Linked DNA regions of Mus musculus: region 2 is linked to region 1. Evidence: chromatin loops called from intact Hi-C (ENCODE). Cell type or tissue: heart. All regions are shown on one strand. Links, peaks and the distances in the headings refer to the core of each region. The heading gives the core; the rest is flanking DNA.

Region 1 (7,457 bases), core at 1,445-6,444:
TTTAATCTTATGTGTATGAGTGTTTTGCCTGCATGTATGTCTATGCACTGCATGTGTGCCTGGTGCTCAAGGAGGCCAGAGGAGGGTGTCAGATACCCCAGAACTGGAGTTATAGATGGTTCAGACCCCAAAGTGGATGCTGAGAATTGAACCTAGATTCTCTAAAAGAGCAGTAAATGCTCTTATACCTTGACCCTGAGCCATCTCTCCAGCCCCTTTAAAATAAATGTTATTTGTATGAGTGTTTTGCTTGCATGTATATATGTGCACTATAGGTGCACTTGGTGAATGTGAAGGGTCAGAAAAGGTGTCTGATAGCCTGGAACTGGAATAACAGGCAAATTTGTGACCTATCATGTGATTGCAAGAACATTGCTAGGGACCAAACCCCAGATGCATCCACACATCCCTTCTGGGGCATGTTTGGTCCCTGGATTTGTTGTAGTAAATGTCCTAGCTTCTGATGCACATCATCAATAGGAGGACACCAGAGCGAGGCACATGCAGGTGGATCACTGGGTTGAAGGGCACAGCTGTCAGCCATTTTGTAGATGTTAGATGTCCTCCAGGGAAGCTGGGTTGAAGTTTCTGTTGAAGAGCTGATGGATGGAGCCCAGAGGCTATAAGCTCTGTATTCAAGTAACACCTGGCTGGAACAAGCCTTTGCTGTGTGCTGGGCTTGGTTCACTCAACAGCTGGCCCTATGAAGGCCAGCCGTGAGGACACCTATCCATGCTGACAGACACAGATGCTCAAATGAGACAGCCCCTTCTCTATGAATGCCCTCTTGAGAATGAACAACCTCCCTGCAGCAGACCTCCTTCTGGATACCCTGCCCTTCCATACTTTCTGGGTGTCTAGTTTTCTTCCAGGAAACCAGCTTGTGATCTCAGGGCTCCTGCTCTTCTCTGCCCCTCAACAGCAACCTTGAGTAGCTCCCGTGAGTTACAATGCCTCTTTAAGCCTTTATTAGTCACTCATCCCAAATCATTAGTTGAGTACCTACACCTTGCCTGGGAAATATAGAATGGGGTACCAGTGGTCTCTACCCTGCTAGCTTCCTGGAGTGGGATGCTATACGGTTCTAAAACGTAATGATTTAGCCTCACTGTATAGATGTTCACAGGCCAGGTGCTGTCCTTCAACACAGATACAAAAAGGACAATTTAACCAAGTTGCCATAAATCAGGCCTGTGATGTGGCAGGCAGCCAGGTCAGGGAGAAATAAGAAGAGAGGATGTCCTTGGATTGGTCTCTAGGGTGTCTCTTAACTAGAATCTAGGTGAGTGGGTATTGACTGTCTCAGGGTGCTCCGGACAGAGGAACGGCAGGAACCAGAACACAGACACTAACCCTAAGGTCAGCTCTCTGTAGCAAGAGTCACTCTCGCACCCATGGCCGAGTGCAGCTGCCTGGGCCAGCACTGGCAGATCTATCCTGCAGGCACCTCTCAAAAGCCAAGCAGCTCTGTGGTCCAGGATCAGAAAGCAAGCCTCCAAGAAGTTAGAGCAAATGCCAGGCCACAGCCAACCAGTCTGAACTTCAGCCTACTCATGAACCTTGTCTCTTTTCCATCTACACAGCACAACAAAGATCAGCAGTCTAACTTGGATGAGAAACCTGATGCCCATAGAGGGGGCCATGGCCTACTGACTGCCTCTATGTTTCCAGGAAGTGTAGCTAGCTCCTGCTGCCATAGTTGGTGCTTGTCTGTCTGGACAGTACCAGATGGCCCAGGATCCAGACATCTCTAGGTGATCCACTTCAAGGCTGAGAAAGAGCAAGCAGGATTTGTGGTACTCTAGGTTCATGTAAGTCTCAGGCCTTAACCTCCAGTCATGAAACAATACAGGCTGCTTTAAGAGGCATATTCATTCAACCCATGTGGCAACCAAGTTTGGCTCTCAGCCTGGGTCCGCCAGGGCAAAATAAAAACTAGGAACAAGGCAAGAAAGTTTTCCTCTTCCTGTCCTCACCAGCTCCCTCTAGACTTGTCAGGATTGTTTGTTGGTTTGTTTATTTGGTTGGTTGATTGCTTGGTTGGTTAGTTCTCAACTGATTTGAAATTCAATGTCATGCTCCCCCAGGTAGAATAGTGCTGTCAATCATCTACTCCACCCTGCAACATCCATACACGGACCTTGAGTACACTTTGAGTTTGCTGCCTGCAAAGGGGCCATTCATGGCCATCTTTATCAAGAAATGATGTACTTGGGAGGCAGAGGCAGGCGGATTTCTGAGTTCGAGGCCAGCCTGGTCTACAAAGTGAGTTCCAGGACAGCCACACGTAGGCTCTTGCTGGTAAAGGGGGTGGAAGAGATTCCTGCTTTAAGAACTGATCCTGGGGTAGAAGGAGGCTAGGCTAGGCTGAGTGCCCAAGCCCTTCCCAGACCCAATTATCTCAGCAGGTGGCACTTAGAAAACAATTTCAGAGATTGTCCAGAAGGCAGCCACAGCAGCATTCTGACATGAAAGGTGTCTGAGCAGGTCCTGGGAACCCCACAGATTCTGAGGCCCTGTTAGAAATACACAAAGCTGGCATCATAGGAGTCAAATCAGGGATGCCCAGAGCCAGGTGGAGTTTGCAAGAGTCAGCAGGGTAAGGCAGGAAAGAGAGTGAGCAGTGCTAAGCCTGGAGAGGGGCTTGGTGCCTGGTTAGGACAAGGAGTGTATGAAGAGGCTTGTGGTAGCTGGGTGAGCGCCAGGCGCCACTGAAGCTGTTAACCCAGAATGAGGACCTGACCAGACATGCAACCAAAGCCCTCCTCAGGGAATGAGAGTGAACTGTCCAGGGAATGGGAAGGCTGCAGGAGACTCTCCTATTGTGGATTTGGCCCTCCATGATGCACAACAATCTGGAAACTCCAAGCTGATGCAGGCTCTGGAAGTTCTTATCAGTCCTAAGCTCCCGCCTTTGAGGAAACGAGACGCCTTTTCCTGACTTCTCCAAGCTGCCTGCAAAGGGGCCATTCATGGCCATCTTTATCAAGAAATGATGTACTTGGGAGGCAGAGGCAGGCGGATTTCTGAGTTCGAGGCCAGCCTGGTCTACAAAGTGAGTTCCAGGACAGCCAAGGCTACACAGAGAACCCCTGTCTTGAAAAGAAAGAAAGAAAAAGAAAAGAAAGAAAGAAGTGATGCTATCTCAGGGAGGAAAAGGTATGCAAATGATGGCATTATCTAAACACCACTGAGCTAAGCCTGAGACAGTCCGCCAAGGTCTTGGGTCATGTGAGCTAATGCATTTCATTTTTGCTGAAGCCTTGTGTTTATGTCGCCATGATGACAATGTAGGATATTCAGTCCTACCCCAATCAGGGCTCCACAGGGGAAGGTCTGCTCAGATACACATCCCATTCCTCCAGCACCTATTAGCTAGTCTCCTGGTTACTCCCTTGTGTTCTTGTGGTTCCCAGATGCTGGGCAGATATCCCTCCTGCCTTGACAGCCCTGGAAGTCCCTCTGCTTCTTCCTGGCATTTGACCATTTGTTCTTCTCATATTCTCAGAACCAGATGACACTGGCAACTCATCTATCTCACAGCATTTCTGAAGGGTTTGGTCCACGTTTGTGTGGCTAATTCCATAACTCTCCAGGACCTGGTCGCCAACCCTGTGCTGTCATTCCCCTCGTGTCCAGTAGGGTGTGCTGTGAGCCAGTTATTATGACCTTGGGCTCACCTCCTAACTCCTAGAGACTCCCAACTCCATCCCATGGTCAGTGAGACTGTTCTGTCCCACAGCTTAACCTTTGACCTTGTGCAGCTACTGAGTATTTCAAATCGAAGGACTGTATTTTTCATTTTATTTCATTTTCTCAAGATTCAAATGGCCACACTTATTCCAGAGTGTGGATCACTCACTCATACAAAGTCCAAGTCCCTGAGAAAAGTTGGGGACCTTCCTGTGTAGTAGGCTCACAGATAGATGATCCTGATAGTTCCATTGAGCCTGCTTATCCACTAATTCCCACCCACTCCAGCAACTCTTGAGTGAATTCAATTGGAGGAGGTAGTGTCAAGCTTGTCCCTTGTAGGCTACAGTTACCACTTCCTTCCCTGCAGCGCCTCCTGAGGCCTGGGAGCTCCCTGATCCATCCCTTTCTGAAGCTGAACTTAACTTTACCCTGGATTCCTCGTTGGCTGGAGTCTGGGCCCAGAGGTACACAGTCTGAAGAGTCAACCTGTGGGACATTTGGGTTCCTCTGGACTTTGGGTGCAGAAGACTGTTGCCATCTCAGCTAGCCCATGATGCCTGGATAGTCTTCCTTGGCTGGACACCTCGCGGTCTCTAGGCTCTGAGAACCACCTTTGAAGTGCCCAGGGGAGTGGCTTTCAGGAGAAAGTTCAATGTCGACACATTTACTCCTTGCCAACATGATACTCAGCACTGACACTCAAGCTTCATCCTGCTTAGGATCTGCTCTATAGAGCCCAGGGTAGGACAGTCAATCTAAAGAACTATATAGAAAAGAGAATTCCATTGGTCTATAGAGGGGGATGGTGGCATTGAACTTTCTCTGTCTTCCTTCCCTCCCTTTTATCCCTTCCTCCAGCACAACCAGGAAGCCTCAGGCCTCCCCCTAGGCTTCAACCACACAGAGGATAGCACAAGCAGTCCCTATACTCCCACACTGGGTCTTGGGTGACCCAAAGTAACATCATGGTTGTGCTATGAGCTACAGGGCCTTGTCAACTACAACTAGTCACCACCACCCAGGTACTGCTTTAGCAAGGGACTCAGCTTGTAGTATGAGCTCATGGTGGGGACACAGGCATCAGGCAAGACGTTGTAGAGATGGGTGCTGTGTCTATGAAGTCCCAGCATGGATGCAGCTGGAACAGCCACTTGGATGCTTTGTTCTCAGCCCCTTAGGCACACACCACGTTGTTGCTCGACAGTCTCATGGGCCTTGTGCACTGCTGAGAGCCCCGAGGTCTCCATTCTGTGCTCACAGGTACAGGATGTTCCTGTCTTCCAGGAGAGCTTTCAAGTCTCCAAACAAGAGAGAAGGGCTGGCTCAGCTGCTTCAGACAAGGACAGCAGGAATGCTTGTGGTCATAGCTGGGAGAGACTGTCCCTTTTCACAGACCCCAAGGCCAAGGCAGCAGGCCCAGAGTCCAGTGCTCAGATCTCCAGGGACCTGGGTCTACACAGAGAAGGAACTTGGTGCAGCTGCCCCTGTCCCCTCTATCAGCCCATCTGGCCTCAATCCAGGGGAACCAAGTCCAGCAAGGGGCCTGGAGAGGCAGGACTCCAGGTTCAAATGCTAAAACTGTGATTCTTTTCTTTTACTTGCAAGCAATGAGAAAGGCAAAGGTTGTGACATCCTGTGGGATACCCTAGAAGGTTCTATTGCCACAGATGGGCATATACTTAGCATGTGGGCCCAGCAGGGAATGAGACAGGGCCCTAAATCCCTGCAGTGCCATGCAGTGCTACATCGGCTGAGCTAGTGATGGTGGATACTCCTGGGACTTCAGCCCTATGGAGCTTGACCTGGTATGGAACAGGAGTAGGAGAGGCCACCATCACCTAGGCTGACCTCTCATACCTCAGCTCTCAGTGAACCTGCTAGCTTTGCCTCAGCTTCCACATCTCTGAAATGGTGACATCCCGATGCCTATCCCAAAGGGCAGCAAAGGGTTCTGTGACGAATAATCCTCTCAGGGCATTCTAAAGCCAAGTAACATTGGAAAAGCTGCCTGTGGGCTCTCTGTGTACTGGACCTCTGCTGTGGAGATGTAAGCAGGGTAAGATGTATAGACAGGCTGGGACCCAGATTTCCCTTCCAAGCCAGGTGCCTCCTTAGGCTCCGGGAAGCAGAATCCTAGGATGGTCTCCCCTACAGCTGAGAAGGCTCTCTCTGTTCCTTACAAACTATTATTTCTTATTTTTGAGACAGGGGCTCTCTCTAGCACAGGCTAGCACAGAACTTACTATCTAGCTCAGGTTGGTCTTGAACTCACAAAAATCTTCCTGCTTTATCCCCATGAGTGCTAGGACTGCATGCATGAACAGCCATGCCTATCTTACAATGTCTCACAAGCTCCAACCCCTCACCATGCCTCCCAAGACTCAACCTCTAACTGAGGGACTATTGACAGTTGGCAGCTTCTGGAAAAGGGAGGGTCAGTTTTCTTTAAGGTTGTGGCCCTTGGTAGGTTGCCCATGCTCCTGTGGACATCCCCACACCCATAAGTATATGGACACCACAAACCAGACTCAGTGGGTTATACATTAAAAAAAAAATAAATAAAAGGACATGAAGTTGGAGTGGATTGCTTTTTTTTTTTTTTTTTTTTTTTTGAGACAGGATGTCCTGGGTGTTCTGGAACTAGTTCTGGGGAGGCTGGACTCAAACTCAGAGGTCTGAAATTTTCAAAGAATTAATAAAAATATTATATATATATATATATATAAGCTCCCAATATTAAAAGCTTCACAATCAGTGAAGAGCGACTCAAGGGTAAAGGTTTGAGCAGAAGCCTGGGAATTACAGTGCGAGCTGCAGCAGAGCTGGCCCCTTGATCTTCTCTGCCTCTTCCAGGGGTCCCAAGGACTCTTGTTTTACCAACCTATAGCTGTGGCTTCTCTGGGGTGATGATCCTCCTCTCTGTTCCCTGTTTTTTTGTGTGTGTGTCAGTCGAATCCCTCACCTGGGGCTGGTTAGTGAAGACCAGGTTCTGGGGCAGAGCTCATTTAGGGAGGCAACATTCCATGTGACAGTGCAAATGGAAATGTCTGGCCTGGAACAAATACCATCCAAACCTTGAGCTCCTCCAGACAAAGGCCAGGGCACACCCTACCCTTGATTTGCCTCTAGACTGTCCAGACAGATAAAGAGCAACCTGAGACCAGATGGGTGGACTGACCCTGACTCAGGGCTGAGCCAAGCAGGGACCTCTCCTCAGTGCTGGGGACAAGATGAGCGGGTGATGAGGTCATCCCTGAACATCAGTCAGCACAGGCTTGGTAAGGAAGGATTGGTGGGGTTGCATAGTGTCCTGGACAGCCTAGCTTCCTACCCTGCAGGCCCCTGTCTGGGTCTATCTCCACCCAGAACTAGACCCTAAGTGTCTGGAATCTCTCTCCTCTATTTTGTCCATGTTCATGACCTGTTTCCTGAGGCTTAGGGGATGCCATTGGAGGGGTCCCAAGCTTGGTCCCTCCCCCTATTGAGAGATGCTTTTTGCCTGGTGGCGTACTGCCTTTGTTATGTGCCTGCCAGCAGGCCCCATGACACGCTGCAAAGAGCATGTGGCTGCCCTGGCCTCTCTCAGAAAGTGGCTCATTCCTGGACACCGCCACTGCCTCTGAGCATCTAGCAGCTTGCAGTTAGAAGCAGGAACACCACAGCCTCTGGGAAGGACTAGAGGCAGGAGCTGGAACGGTACAACACCAGGCACATTCCTGGGCTGGTGATGTTCTCACCTGCAGACTTATTCAGAGCTGCTG
Region 2 (7,457 bases), core at 1,060-6,059, 140 kb after region 1:
AAGCACACTGGTAGCTTTGTGTGGATACACATGGCGGCCTCTGTCTGAGGTTTTCAAGCATCCAGGAGCTTCCTACTTGTCCAGGACATGTCCTCTACCCCACCTCCACCTTGCCCCGCTCTGCTTGGAAGACTCATTTATCTTTCAACACCTCTTCTCCAGACCCTCCGGGGCCCATCCCCCACAACAAGTAGCCCATGTGTTTCCATAGTAACCTGCACGTGTTCCCAGACACATTTCTTCAGACAGTGAGTTCTTTGAAGGTAACACCATGACTTGAATTCTTCATGACAGTTCGGGGGGGGGGGGGCACTGTGACCTGGAACCAACAACGTGGGCAAGCCTGACCTCTGTCGTGTACAATCATCCGTGTCATTCTCTTAAACACACCCTAAAGCAAGATTAACACCATTTAACATGTAAATGGTCAGACAAATTTTATATATAAAGAGGGGGAGAGGGAGAGAGGGAGAGAGAGAGAGAGCTTTCATTCTGATAAAAGGAATGAGGGAGGACACATGTGACAAGTCAAGTCCGGTGTCTCAGTGAAGGCCCAACTACTGGTAGGTAGCTTTAGCAGGGAATTCTCTGACAAGTGGAGCTCTCTTAGCAGAACAGCTCAGACAATCCCTTTTCGGACACCGAGCAGCCCAGGTTGGGCTGGAGCACTCGATCTTCTCCCTCACCCTCGTGGATACAGAGGTTATGGGTATTTCATTCCGTCCACCCAAGCCTGTCCATGGAGCTATCGGGCCAGGAACTCTCACTGCCTCCCCACTGGCCTGAGCCTGGGGAGGCTGGGGACAGGTAGGTGGAGAGTCTACCTACTCTAGGCAGCAGTACCAACTTTCCCAGTGCTGCTAACCTCTCTGCACAGCTGGTTTTACCCTCTGGTGGGTGTTCCCATCTTTATAGCAAGGCAACCAGGCTTTCTAGTATCTACTTTGTCGATATCTAGGGCATCCTGAGTTAGCACCGGGTGAGTGAATGTTGACAAAGGGTCAGCTGTCAGACTCAGGCTATTACAGACCCAGCTGAGGTCTAGCCCTGTGGCTTAAATCATGTCACACATCCCGCAAGCAGCAACAGGAAGAGGCTCCTTTGTGGGCATCTGGCTGTCCCTTCCTCCAGGGCATGTGAATAACATGTATCAGTTCACATACACCAGACTCCACACTTCAATTTCTGGTAGTAAAACCATTATTTCTGATGCAAATTTCTCAGCTCAAATAAATTACTGGAGCTTACCCTCTAGGGAATAAAACATGGGCCATCTGTGTTTCTGTGTCCTCGAGACTGCCCAAGGACTCTACTCATTTCTCACTTTTGTATCTACCTACCACTCCCGATCCAGCCCTGCCAGATGACTCTTAGCAAAGAGTCATAGAGACTGCTGATGTGTCACAGGCTCTGCCACACCTTCACCATGAGCACTCATAGTGTGCAAGGTAAGAGGGCTAGGACAAAGAGTTTCTCAAACACCTGCTATCCCCTGGACAGGGATGTCCATTAGGCACAGACATAAACCACAGCTATTCAGCTTTTAAACACCTCACTCCCACCATGCACTGGGCCCTTGCCCCTATCTACCACCTGGGCTTGGGGCCAGACCCTACTGATAGGTTTTGTGTGTCAACTTGACGGGAGCTGGAGCTATCCACAGAGAAAGGAGACTCTTTTGAGGAAATGCCTCCGTGAGATCCAGCTGTAAGGCATTTTCTCAATTAGTGATCAAGGGTGGGAGGGCCCATTGTGGGTGGTGCCATCCCTGGGCTGGTAGTCTTGGATTCTATAAGAAAGCAAGCTGAGCAAGCCAGGGGAAGCAAGGAAGTAAGTAACATCCTTCCATGGCCTCTGCATCAGCTCCTGCTTCCTGACCTGCTTGAGTTTCAGTCTTGACTTCCTTTAGTAATGAATAGCAATGTGGAAGTATAAGATGAATAAACCCTTTCCTCCCCAATTTGCTTCTTGGTCAGATGTTTTGTGTAGGATAGAAACCCTAGCTAAGACACTCAGGCATTCTCTGCACCCTCACAATGGTCTGTTCACAGCTGATGCTCACAGAGACTGGATCTACTATAGTTTTCTGATGCAGGAGAAAGCACCTGCTTGGTCTAGCTACAGTCAAAAGGCCAGCCAGCAACCATGCCTCAGTTAGTTGTAAGGCCTTTTGTACATTTCCCACAACTTGTCCCCAGGTCTCTGATCCTACATGGCAATAGGCCCTGGGGTGATATGGATTGGAGTGGTGATGAGAGGGCCTTGAGTAGAGGGAGTCAAAACATGACCAGAGTGGCTACCTCATGGGACAGATCTCCAGGCATTCAGGGCCCAAGATGTTGCCCCCAGGGCACCCTGCTAGACCTATAGACTCCAGTAGGTAACACTTGCCTGTCCTCGGGGCAGCTCTCTTCATTCCCCAAATGGGCAGCCCTGCTATACCTCACCCAAAGTGAACTGAACTTGCAAGGGGACTGGTGACTGAGAGCTGGTGGCCAGCTCAATGTAAAGCTCTAACCCCAAGTCCAAGTACTTTTCCTTACCCTCTCCTGACAAACCTGTTAGCCAGAGAAGGTGAAGCTTAGAAGCCTTCTTGGCCTGAGACCCAGGTGATATCTTATACCAATCTCAAATCCCCACTCCTGTTACAACTCCTATATTATATTGACATTCCAGTCATAGTAAAGCCTGGGGCAAAAGGACCCTGAGTTCAGTGGTGCTTGCTTCATCTGACCTGGAGGCTACATATGGGATGCACAGCCTTTCCTGAGGGGTAACTGTGGCAGAGACTTTTGGGTAAACAGTTTCTTCAAAGGATACACTGTTAAATCTGGTCAATGTCAGTTTGAGAAGGCCACAGACTCATGTTGTGAGATGGATGCTAACACTGGCCTGTCCTCTACAAAGGTGCCCTGGCAGAGACCATGACTGAATCAGGCACAAGACTAACCATGCTTCGAGTTCACCAGAACCAAACAAGTAGGTGTGACTGCAGTGCCACCTGCTGGATGCCTTTGGAAGACCCGTAAACGGGTGGTGATGATGCTGGAACCATACTGTTGTCTTGGTTATCAATTCTAACCTCACCGTTCTACCTTGGCCACCGTTCTCTTCTCTCATCTTCACCCTAGATGTAATAACACCTGGCCAGTCCCTTGGAAGGGAAGATAATATGCAGCGAGGATCAGAAGAGACGTCCCTAGGAAGATTCCTATCTGTGTCCTCTTGCTCAGGGGATGTGCTGGTCAGGCTGCCAGTGGACTTGACCATCCCTCAGTTTCTAGTCTCCTCTGAAGGCAAACGTGCTCTTATATCCAATGCCAGTAGGACCCCAGGTTGCATCCTGCTGTCACTAGGCCTGAACCCTCCTATAGATAGGTCTCTTCCATCCTTGATTTAGTATCTTCCTTCCCTTAGGGAAGAACCCAGTTGCCTCCTGGTGTGAGTCTTATAACCAAAGACTCCTCTTCCACCAGACTCCTCCCCACACCAAATCTACTCAGAGCCCACTGGTTACAGGAAGAACCCATGGTAGACTCTGCTAGGCTCTTCCTACCTTGACTGCACTCAGGTTCCATGTCACTGTCCTGTCAGCCATGGGCCCATCTGACCTGCTGAAATTGTCCTCTCAGCTGAATTGTTAAGGCAGAAAATATTTTACCAGATTTCTTCTTGCTGCCTGAAGAATATAACATTTAATTTCGCATCCTAAATTGCCACACGGCCCCTTTAGGCTCAGCCCCAGAGAGTTTGGTTGAGGTGCTCATCACAAACCCAGGAGATTGTGTGACGCTCTCTCTTGGCCACTTGGGCTCAATACCTGTCCTGCATGGGCAGGTTATCATGAACAGTTCTGCTCCACTTCTTCTTACTGTTTTGTTTCCTAAGTCTTAATACATTTACTGCTTTGTTGCTTGTTTAATTTCAAAACCAGTGTGTGAGGCTGTGGCTTTCTCAAGAGTTACACACATAATTAGAATGATGAGGGCCCTGTACATGTCTCCACCGACTATCAAGACAGTAGCATTACTAAAGTTTCCTGTGGCCGCATACATCAACCTTTACCTTCTACTGCTGGGATCATAGAACTGGGTGTTTGGGATTCTCAGAGACTGAGGGTGAGAGCACCTTCTGTGCTGCCCCACATAAGATTCCATTATCTCTTAGTGGACTGGTCAGGGCCCACCATCCCTGCAGTGCACAGCTGTGAAAGCCAGCTCCCTAGGGCAGCCAGGGTTGCCTGGGCCTCAGGGTATACGAGCTTTCAAAGCTCTAAGAGACTCTGGCAAGTATAGAAAGGTAGATACCTGACTCTGGAGAAACGGGTCAACTTCTACCTGAGGGACTTGCCCTCAGGAAGGGTAGAGAAACCCAGGTGTTTTTCACCAATACCATACAGGATTAACTATTGGCAAAGATAAGAACACTGAAGAGCCTGGCATCTGTCACACCAACCCCCAGCTCCCCAGAGAGCTAAACCTGTGTGAGAAAGTGTAGAGAAATGTGCAGCACATCATGACAGAAGGAATTCACCACGAGTGAAGCATGGCTGAGGTCACTCTTCACCTGAACAGACTCAGTGCAGGAAGCTTCGAGGCACGGAGACCAAGCAGAAGAGAATAGTTCACCCAAAACACAGTAAGTGTACAAGATCCCTGATTCCTCCCACATTGCTTTCTGGTGCCCCCAATAAGTTGAGCCAAACTGGGAGACTGCAGAAACTGATATGGCTGGTGAATGGAGGTGAGATGGCCAGAGCCTCCCCCACAGAGATCTGCTCTGCAGTATTTGAGGAAAGGACCAAGCAAGGATGAGGCTGTACACAGGCTCATACAAGGACTGAAAGAAAGCCTTCTAACAGACACCAGGCAGAACACTAACAGCAGAAGACAGCTGGAACCAGAATAAACGTTGATCTGTTCCTGATGAATGAAACTTAAAGCCAAGATTCAAACCTCTAAATATTCCAAGTAACACAGCATCGCCCGATAGCAAGTGTCAAAATCACAGCGATGCAAAAATATTCCTACCAAAGGAATCACTGTGGATCAAGTTCACAATGTATAACATTAAACTGGATTTCTAGGCATTGAGAGAAACAAAGTAAACGAACCAAAACAAAACCAAACAATTGAAGCTGACCAAAGCTTGCCTTCCTATTGGATTTGGCAGACTTATTTATAGGTTATTGTAGCTATATTTAACTTTTTGAATAAGTTAGATAGAGATGGAGAGAATAGAGAAAAGATCCAGATGTTTCTAGAGAATGAAGTAAGAGGCTTGGCAAAAGAGAAGACTAGTAAGCATGGACAGCAAAGACGCGATTAATAATGACACATAAAAGAGAATATAAGGGCTGGTGAGATGGCTCAGTGGGTAAGAGCACCCGACTGCTCTTCCAAAGGTCCGGAGTTCAAATCCCAGCAACCACATGGTGGCTCACAACCATCTGTAACAAGATCTGACGCCCTCTTCTGAAGTGTCTGAAGACAGCTACAGTGTACTTACATATAATAAATAAATAAATCTTTAAAAAAAAAAAAAGAGAGAATATAAAAGGCATAAAAGAAGCATCAGTGATCTACAAGACAATGTAAAGTGACCCAATACACTTATAATTATAGTCCCCATTCAGAAGACAGGAAAGAATACCTGAAAAAAATATGACCCACCAGACTAGAGAGATGGCTCAGTGATTGTAAGCATCGCCCTCTCTTCCAGAGGAATTCAATGCCCAGCACCCCCATGTGTGCCTCAGAACTGTCTTTAACTGAAGTCCTAGGGATCCTGTGCCCTTTTCTGGCATCTATGAGCAGGGAATACATGTGGCACACACACAAACATTAAAGGCAGCACCCATATGCATAAAGGAAAAGTTTAAAAATTCTAGAATTCAGCAATTTCTAGATTTTTCAATACTCTCGATATATTCCCAGCAAAAGGCATGTGTGTGACTCAGCCTACACAGACACATCACAATTCAACTTCTCACAGTCTACGGCAAAGAGAAAAAGCTAACAGAAGTCAATGAAATTGGTTCATAAAACAGCCTGAGGTTGGGAAAGACAAGGTTAAAAAAAAACAAAAACAAAAAAAAACAAAGAATAAAGAACATGAGGTCTTGTGCTGGAGATGAGGCTCAGCCATTAAGAGCATTTGCTAGTGTTTGATTCTTGGTACCCATGCCAGGCAGCTCACAACCACATGTAACTCCAGTTCTAGAGGGATCCAATGACTCTGTCCTCTACTGTCACATGCACATATCCATACAAATACACACACACATACACATTATTAAAATAATAAGGATAAAATTTAAAAAAGAATGCCTGGAGAGATGTCTCCACAGTTGCTTTTACAGAGGACCCAGGTTTGGTTCCCAGAACCTACATGCCATCTTACAACCCTCAATAACTCCAGTTCCAGGGAATCTAATACCCTTTTATGGTCTTTGCAAGTACTGCATACACATAGCACATGAACACACATGCAATCAAAATGACCACACATAGAAAATAAAAATTTTTTAAATTCCAAAAGGAGCAGCAGATTCTTTATTTTTCTAATAATATTGTCATCTTGGAGAATGTATGCATCTTTCCATTTGTCAGGCTTCAGTTTCTTCCAGCAGTGTTTTGTGCTGTGTAAGTCCTACATGTCCTTGGTTAGATTGTTGGTATTATTAGTGCTTTTATATATTGTTTTGCATATGCTATGCTGTCTGTCAGGCCCCACAGACCTCATATTCTCCAACAATGCTTTGCCTGTGAGATTCTGTTTATTTTTTCCTCTTTGTGGCCCACTCTTTTCTGGACTGCAGTATGTTTTGCTTTTGTATTGTTTTGTTTTGTTTTTCTGAAGTATGGCCTCACTATGTAGCTCTGGCTGTCCTGGAACTCACTATGTAGACCAAGCTGGCCTCAAATCTGCCTGCCTCTGCCTCCCTGAAGATTGCAGGGATTAAAGGCCTGTGTCACCACCAGGTCTAAGCCTATCAGAGTTCTAAACAGAAACAATGTAACAAGACTTGGAGACAACATGTTTACATATAAAAGGGAAAAAGTCAACCTAGAATTTTATACCCAGACAAAGCATCTTTCAAAAACAAAAGCAAGGCAGAGTTTCATCCTAGAGAATTCTGAAACCATCACTCTAACCTCCATAGGGGAACCAAAAACACACAGACGATCAACTTTTCTTGACTCCGAGAGATGTCAGGAGAGCCCACAGTAACTAGTCAGGGCTAGGGGTGAGTAATTGTAAACTCAGTGCACACTCCAAGGCTCAGTGTGACCCTACACTAGCAAAGTGGTGATGCCTGAGTTCGGGCTAGTCTCATTGTTAAACTGCTTGGAACTGAAAAATGTTGCACCTTACTACTAAGGCTCAGACAACTTTCCTGAGCTTGGCACAAAATGGAGGACTCTCTTTTCTTAGCAGGGCTTCCTCTTCTCCGC

What was found. Peaks named below come from ENCODE experiments on the same cell type or tissue, not always from the same donor. Only the 100,000 strongest peaks of a DNase experiment are listed, where the experiment ranks them.
Region 2: a loop joins it to region 1, with 6 times the contacts of the local background. A loop is called at or near these places in 16 of 42 quality-filtered maps.

The regions. Positions count from the first base shown.
Region 1 is chr2:180,921,724-180,929,180 of GRCm38, forward strand. It overlaps Birc7 (baculoviral IAP repeat-containing 7 (livin)), which reads left to right and starts at 7,300. Exons shown (of 7, transcript NM_001163247.1): 1 at 7,300-7,457. The coding sequence starts at 7,424. In heart, for the core only: a CTCF peak has its summit at 3,628; a DNase peak (open chromatin) is centred at 3,638; H3K27ac peaks cover 390 bases.
Region 2 is chr2:181,057,369-181,064,825 of GRCm38, forward strand. No RefSeq gene overlaps it. Among named protein-coding and RNA genes, the nearest start is that of Chrna4, 22 kb to the left of the region's middle. In heart, for the core only: CTCF peaks have their summits at 3,006 (motif pointing left) and 3,205; a DNase peak (open chromatin) is centred at 3,013; H3K27me3 peaks cover 3,249 bases.